Regions from separate parts of the Homo sapiens genome. Here region 2 is linked to region 1. Evidence: chromatin loops called from intact Hi-C (ENCODE). Cell type or tissue: endothelial cell of umbilical vein. All regions are shown on one strand. Each heading gives the region's core, and the rest is flanking DNA. Links, peaks and the distances in the headings are about the cores only.

Evidence for each region. Hi-C counts contacts between places; a loop is a spot of excess contacts. Peaks named below come from ENCODE experiments on the same cell type or tissue, not always from the same donor. Only the 100,000 strongest peaks of a DNase experiment are listed, where the experiment ranks them.
Region 2: a loop joins it to region 1, with 2.1 times the contacts of the local background. A loop is called at or near these places in 3 of 110 quality-filtered maps.

What each region holds. Positions count from the first base shown.
Region 1 is chr12:78,393,312-78,396,241 of GRCh38, reverse strand. No RefSeq gene overlaps it. Among named protein-coding and RNA genes, the nearest start is that of LINC02424, 35 kb to the right of the region's middle. In endothelial cell of umbilical vein, for the core only: no CTCF peak of the experiment used is centred there; no DNase peak of the experiment used is centred there.
Region 2 is chr12:78,593,480-78,596,409 of GRCh38, reverse strand. No RefSeq gene overlaps it. Among named protein-coding and RNA genes, the nearest start is that of LINC02424, 240 kb to the right of the region's middle. In endothelial cell of umbilical vein, for the core only: no CTCF peak of the experiment used is centred there; no DNase peak of the experiment used is centred there.

The sequences.
Region 1 (2,930 bases), core at 221-2,720:
TGAGGACATGTCAATTTAGAAGCTTGCAGCAGCCACATTTTTTCACCATAATTTCACCCATAAGTGGGTGAAACAGATAAAACCAGGCTGCTGAAGTGATTAACAAGCCAGAGTGCCCATGAGAAAGACCATGAGGCATGCTGTGAAATGTGTCAAAAAAAGCTTAGTTTCCTGAAAGTTTGCTTCTTCCTGATTTGCTTAATAAATAAATCTTCTTTTTAATTAACAGGTTATCTATTTTTAATTTTTAGCATGCTCCATCTAGTTTTTACGAACTAGTCAACAAGATACCTTTTACTTATTTAAATTCATGTGACTGATGATCAAAGCTGGGATTTGGGACAGTTCTTAAAGCAGGCCTCAAAACCAGGCCACTTACTGCTCTTCTTTCCAGAGACTCAGGATTGAACTTATTCTAAAGAAGATTCAGGAACTCAAATCATACTGTTTCTGTTAAGTAATGCTGGCTATTCTTCCATTTTGCAACTGGAACCAAGAACCCCAATTCTATCTGGACTGCCTGTTGCTTTATTTCAGATTGCATGGTTTCTTCAGAACAGGGTCCATTAGCTAAACAAAGACCCTGCGGGCTTCAGTGGTGGGAAGAAAGAAGGAAAGTGTTAAGATATTCTGATTCCTTTAGGAAGAAGGAAGGAAAGAAACAAGACAGAAGTAAGCTGTGAAATATAAAAAATAGATCAGAGGTATCTAGAAAGAGAAAAAAATGAGGCAGAAAAAAAGGAAAACAAGGAGAAGGAAAGGACTGTTGGTCAGGTTTATCACTGCTCGTGCGCAGGCCAACAGACACTGAATGAAAAAAGAAGTTGCCTCTGTAAGCCTCTACAAGTCTAATCTTCAAAACAAAACACAGTTATGAGAAAAAGAAGAGGTTCCTTCTGTGTTTAGAATGTTCAGGAAATAGGAAAGACAGTCTGTTAATATAGCTATTTTTTGTATAATTTTAAAACTGTGTCTGAAATGCTATATATACGTATATATGTATATATACACATATATATACGTGTATATATACACATATATACATATGTGTGTGTATGTGTGTGTGTGTTTGTGTGTGTGTGTATATATATATATATATATATATATATATGATAGAGTGGAAGTCTACACACAGATAGAAAGGGCAAGTAAAATTTTGCATGCTACTAAATAGGACCTTTAGTTAGATAAGATAATTTTTGAACTAGTTGGCAAGCCAATAAATGATTTTTAAGCGATGATCACAGTTACCCCCGTTTTGTTCTGGATTTTGCGGCCCTCTCTAAGCTCTCTGTCTCTAGTTTCTTTTATGCTCAATTTTTCTTTCATAAAGCAACCAGAATGATATGTTGACAGCAAAAATTTGACTGTTCGTCCCTGGCATAAAAATCTTCAGTGACTTTCTATATATTTTGAGGAAGCAAAATCTTATTAGCCCAATACAAGTTGTCCTTAGCATATGTTTGGACCTACATTTTTATTTTTATCCCATTTGCAATCAAACTGAGCTACTACCTCCTTCCCCTAACATTTAACATGTTGTTACCTTAGCCTGAAGCTGCCCTTTCTATCCTCCTCTCTCAATACATCACTGACGGTCTTTAAAGGGTATCCTTTAATAGCAACTGTTAGTTCCTTTATTGGTCTTTGCTTCCTCTTAACCCCATGACATTTTTTTCTCCTTTGCCATGTGTTACTGACATTGCTATATGACAAGCAGTTTACTCAATTAACTCATTTTCTTCCAAAACAACTCTATGAGATAGGTATTCTCATTATCATTTGTTTTATAAAGAAACTAGAATGTAATCTATCCAAAGACACAGGAATGTTAGGAGTCAAAACCAAGATTTGAATCCTAGTATCCTGGCTACATAGCCCACTATCCTCACCATGCTGCCTCTTTCACAGCTCATGTTCTGTCCATGGTTATTTGCAATTTCTCTCTCCCACTAGAATGTAAACTCATTGAAGGCAGATATATCTTGTTTTTGTTTCCCAAGCAGTGATTATAGATTAAAGTGCATATATGCATGTATAGATTTTTCCTTAATTGGATAGAGAAGGATGGTATTATATTTGGAAGTCTATATGTATTATAGACAGCTACAGAATTTTACACTGCAATGAAGTATTCATCTGAGGTGCCTCTAGTAAAGGTAGATAATCAACTCATAAGCAGCAGATAAAATAAAATCATCTACACTCTGTGGTTTAAAAAGGGGAATATTCATTTTTGTTACTCAAAATCTTTGTGTCCTGAATCCTTTTTCTTACTAGAAAATGTGAAACAGGAAAGACTTCATTAGACCTAAATGTGAAGGCATTTTTAGAACATAAAACTGTGACCACATTCCAAAATTTTGTTTTCCTGTCCTTACTTCTTCTACTTTCACATCATTACCAATATTCTTTTAGTATAATTAATCTACAAAACATCATTCATCTAAAATATGGTGGAAATGTAAAGAATTCACCCTAGTTCCTTTGACCATGCAGATGACCAGATATTGTTTTGATCTAAATGGTTCCACTGAATTTTTATCATTAAACTGGAATGACCCTTTTCCTGGCTTCTTTTCATGCTCTCCATCTGAAGCTATTTGTATTTGTTTGTTGATTTTTATATGCCTCATAAGCAAGTCTCAGCAATAGCATAAGCAGCTTATAGTTCTTTCAATGAAGGTTATGGTGCATGCTGTCCATTTCATTTGTATCTTTAAAAAATAATTGCTGAGAAGCGTCTTAATCCTATTACATTTAGTAAATGTTTTCAAATTCTGATAAAATAACATGTAAAATACTAATTAAAAGTATAGATGATTTTTCTGATAGTTTTTAAAACTTTCATTATTTCATTAGATTACTTTGTGTGATGGTTTTAATTACTATTTACTGGACACAATGCTGCACAAGCAGGCAGAAGTGGA
Region 2 (2,930 bases), core at 208-2,707, 200 kb before region 1:
TTATGGATTAAATATTTTATCCTTTACTTAGCAGTCTTGCATAAATTTTTAAACTTGGGATACAAAAAAAAAGATAGATCATAGCCTAAATTTTACTAATCACACTGGGTAGTCTTCTTAGTAACACTGTCTATTCTTTTCTGTTCCAAATCTCAGGGGCAAGATAATTTGCTCATTTCTTGTGCCTAGACTTTAGGAACTTGAAGCTTCTTTTCAACAAAAAAGAGAACATGGAAATTCACATTCAGTGTATTCTAGACCAAGTAAAGCCAAGGAGGTCAGCAAAAACAGGACGTGTCTACTAAAATCACAGACCTGGTAGCTAAGGAGCAGGAAACCGAGCATAACCAAGCAGAGGTATTCAATATTATTTCTGCCTTTATCATCTAAAGATATTATTCACATGGGCAACATGCTATGTCCAGTAATTGTGCGTATTCTCTCATTTATATGGAAGTTTCTGTGCTAGCTGAAATGGTACCGTCTCCTTTTCCCCAGTGAAGCCAGCTTACCAGTTGGTCTCAGCAAAACAGACATTTTCTGCTTTGGGCTTTCACAGTAAATATAAGATATAATGGGTGCCTGTTCCTCAAACTTTAACCCTTGCATGTATCCAAGATATTTAAGATTTGGTACATACTATCTGATAAAAATGAGATTAGAGTCATGTAACAGGAAGACCAGTAGATCTCTAGCCTGTCATTAGCCACTGGGGCAAAGGTAGGTAAACAACAATACAAGAGAAACATCTTGGTTAGCATAGACCAGCAGAGAAAGGAAGCCTTGAAGAATTCAAATCAGAGATGCCAAGTGAGTCTATTAAAAAACCGAATAGAGGAGTTTTCATGACTAAACAGAGACAAACATCTTTCAGTAGCAGGTGGTACAACGCACAAAACATGTAATCTGAAACTTTTTCCAAATTATTTTTCTTATATTTTTATTATAATGTTTTGGAATTACTTTACTTTTAGAAACTGCATAAAATGTATAAAGGAATAATTTATGACACTTGTCATAAGAGAAATTATAGTACAAAAACTGAGTCGGATATGCAAACCTTAGTCAATGTGAAAATTTAGGTGTTGTAATAGAGTTACATACAGGATTCACTACAGGCAGTAGACAGAGTTGATTACCTAAGTGCCTCTAGGCAAGAAGTATAGCAGGGAGAGCTTCAGAGAGAAAAGAGGGTTTAGTTGTTTGAAGGATGAGTAATGATTTTCCAAGTGATCAAGGAGAGACAGTTTTCAGACAGTTAGAACAAATGGAAGATAGCATAGGGAGTAGAAACCCTGAGAAGCTTCTGGGGAGCTCCACATAGATTCATCTGGATAAGCTGTAAGTTATGATCATAGGGGAAAGAACATGAGCTTTGAAGTAAGACAAGCTCTGACTCAAAGATCTGACCCACCACTAAGTAGCTAGGTGACTTTGAACATGTTAATTAATGTATCGGAGTCTTATGATTTTAAAGGAGAGAATAATAATTATTTTCTAGGGTGTCTGTGAAAACTAAAAGGAAATAGAATCTAAAATATCTCATAGTATCTAGTTGAAGAAGATGCTCAACAAGTGATAGCTATTGTCATTCTTATCACCATGATTATTGTCACCTTCAAATTGAAGAAGTAGATTCATGTAAGTCCTTGCATTCCACACTGACTGCATATGTAGGAGACATTTGAAGACTTAAAGCAGGCTGGATGTGGTGGCTCATGCCTATAATTCCAGTACTTTAGGAGGCCGAGGCAGGTGGACCATTTGAGGTCAGGAGCTTGAGACCAACCTGGCCAACATGGTGAAACCCTGTCTCTACCAAAAATACAAAAATTAGCTGGGCATGGTGGTGCACACATGTAATCCCAGCTACTCGGGAGATTGAGCAGGAGAATAGCTTGAACCGAGGAGGCGGAAGTTGCAGTAAGCCAAGACTGTACCACTGCACTCCAGCCTGGGTGGCAGAGTGAGACTGTCTCAAAAGACAAACAACAGACAAACAAACAAACAAATAACCTTAAAGCAGAGAAAAAGCAAGCTCAAACACATGTATTAGAAAAATCGCTCTGGCAGCACCATGGAAGATGGAGATGATTGAGTTAGGAGAAATAGTGAGAAGACAGTGGCAATACATTTTCAGCCTTGGAAAGCTAAGAGTGCAGAACGAAGGCACTAAGAATTGAGGTAGAGAGATGTGTGTCATGTCTAATTTTCCCCCTTTTCTGTTTTTTCCATGCGAAGCTTAAGTGGTTTATGGAAGGCATCCAATACGAAGTCACAATTAAGGTTGCTGTGGTTACAGTGAGAAAGAAGAAAATACTGTTGATCTTTTCTTCCAAGCCCCATTCTTACAACAGTAATTTTATTACACAGTATTTCAGAATATCATGTTATAGCTAATCTTCTGCCAGGGAAGTTTTCTGTTTGGGGCTTCCAAAGTAAATATAAAATACAATATAATGGATGTCTCTCCCAAAAACTTTACCTTTAAATCTTGATTTAAGATTCAGTACATAATATCTGATAAAAATGAGCTTAGAGTGATGTCGCCATAGATAAGAAACAGTGCGTAAACACATGAATGTGGTTGCTGGGCTTTGCCACTCTTACTCAGACTGCGCTAATACTACACAAATTCTCTCTCATAACCAGTACAGCTTCTTGTCTAAAAGGTTTAGTTTTTACAACTTTTAAGGAAGCTCATTCATATCTTCTTCTAAACCTACTGGAAATTTTAGCTTTGTTTCTTCTAAGCATCGTGTTAACTTTTTGTTAAGAAGTTCCTACTTAATGGGGCACAATGGCTAAAATCAATACCTAATCATACTGTCACCTGACATTGACCTAGCCTGCTTTTTATAGTCTTCGCTCCCAAAATGTTTATATTCTAAAAGCAAGGTAGGCTATTAATAATTGAATGCAAATATAGT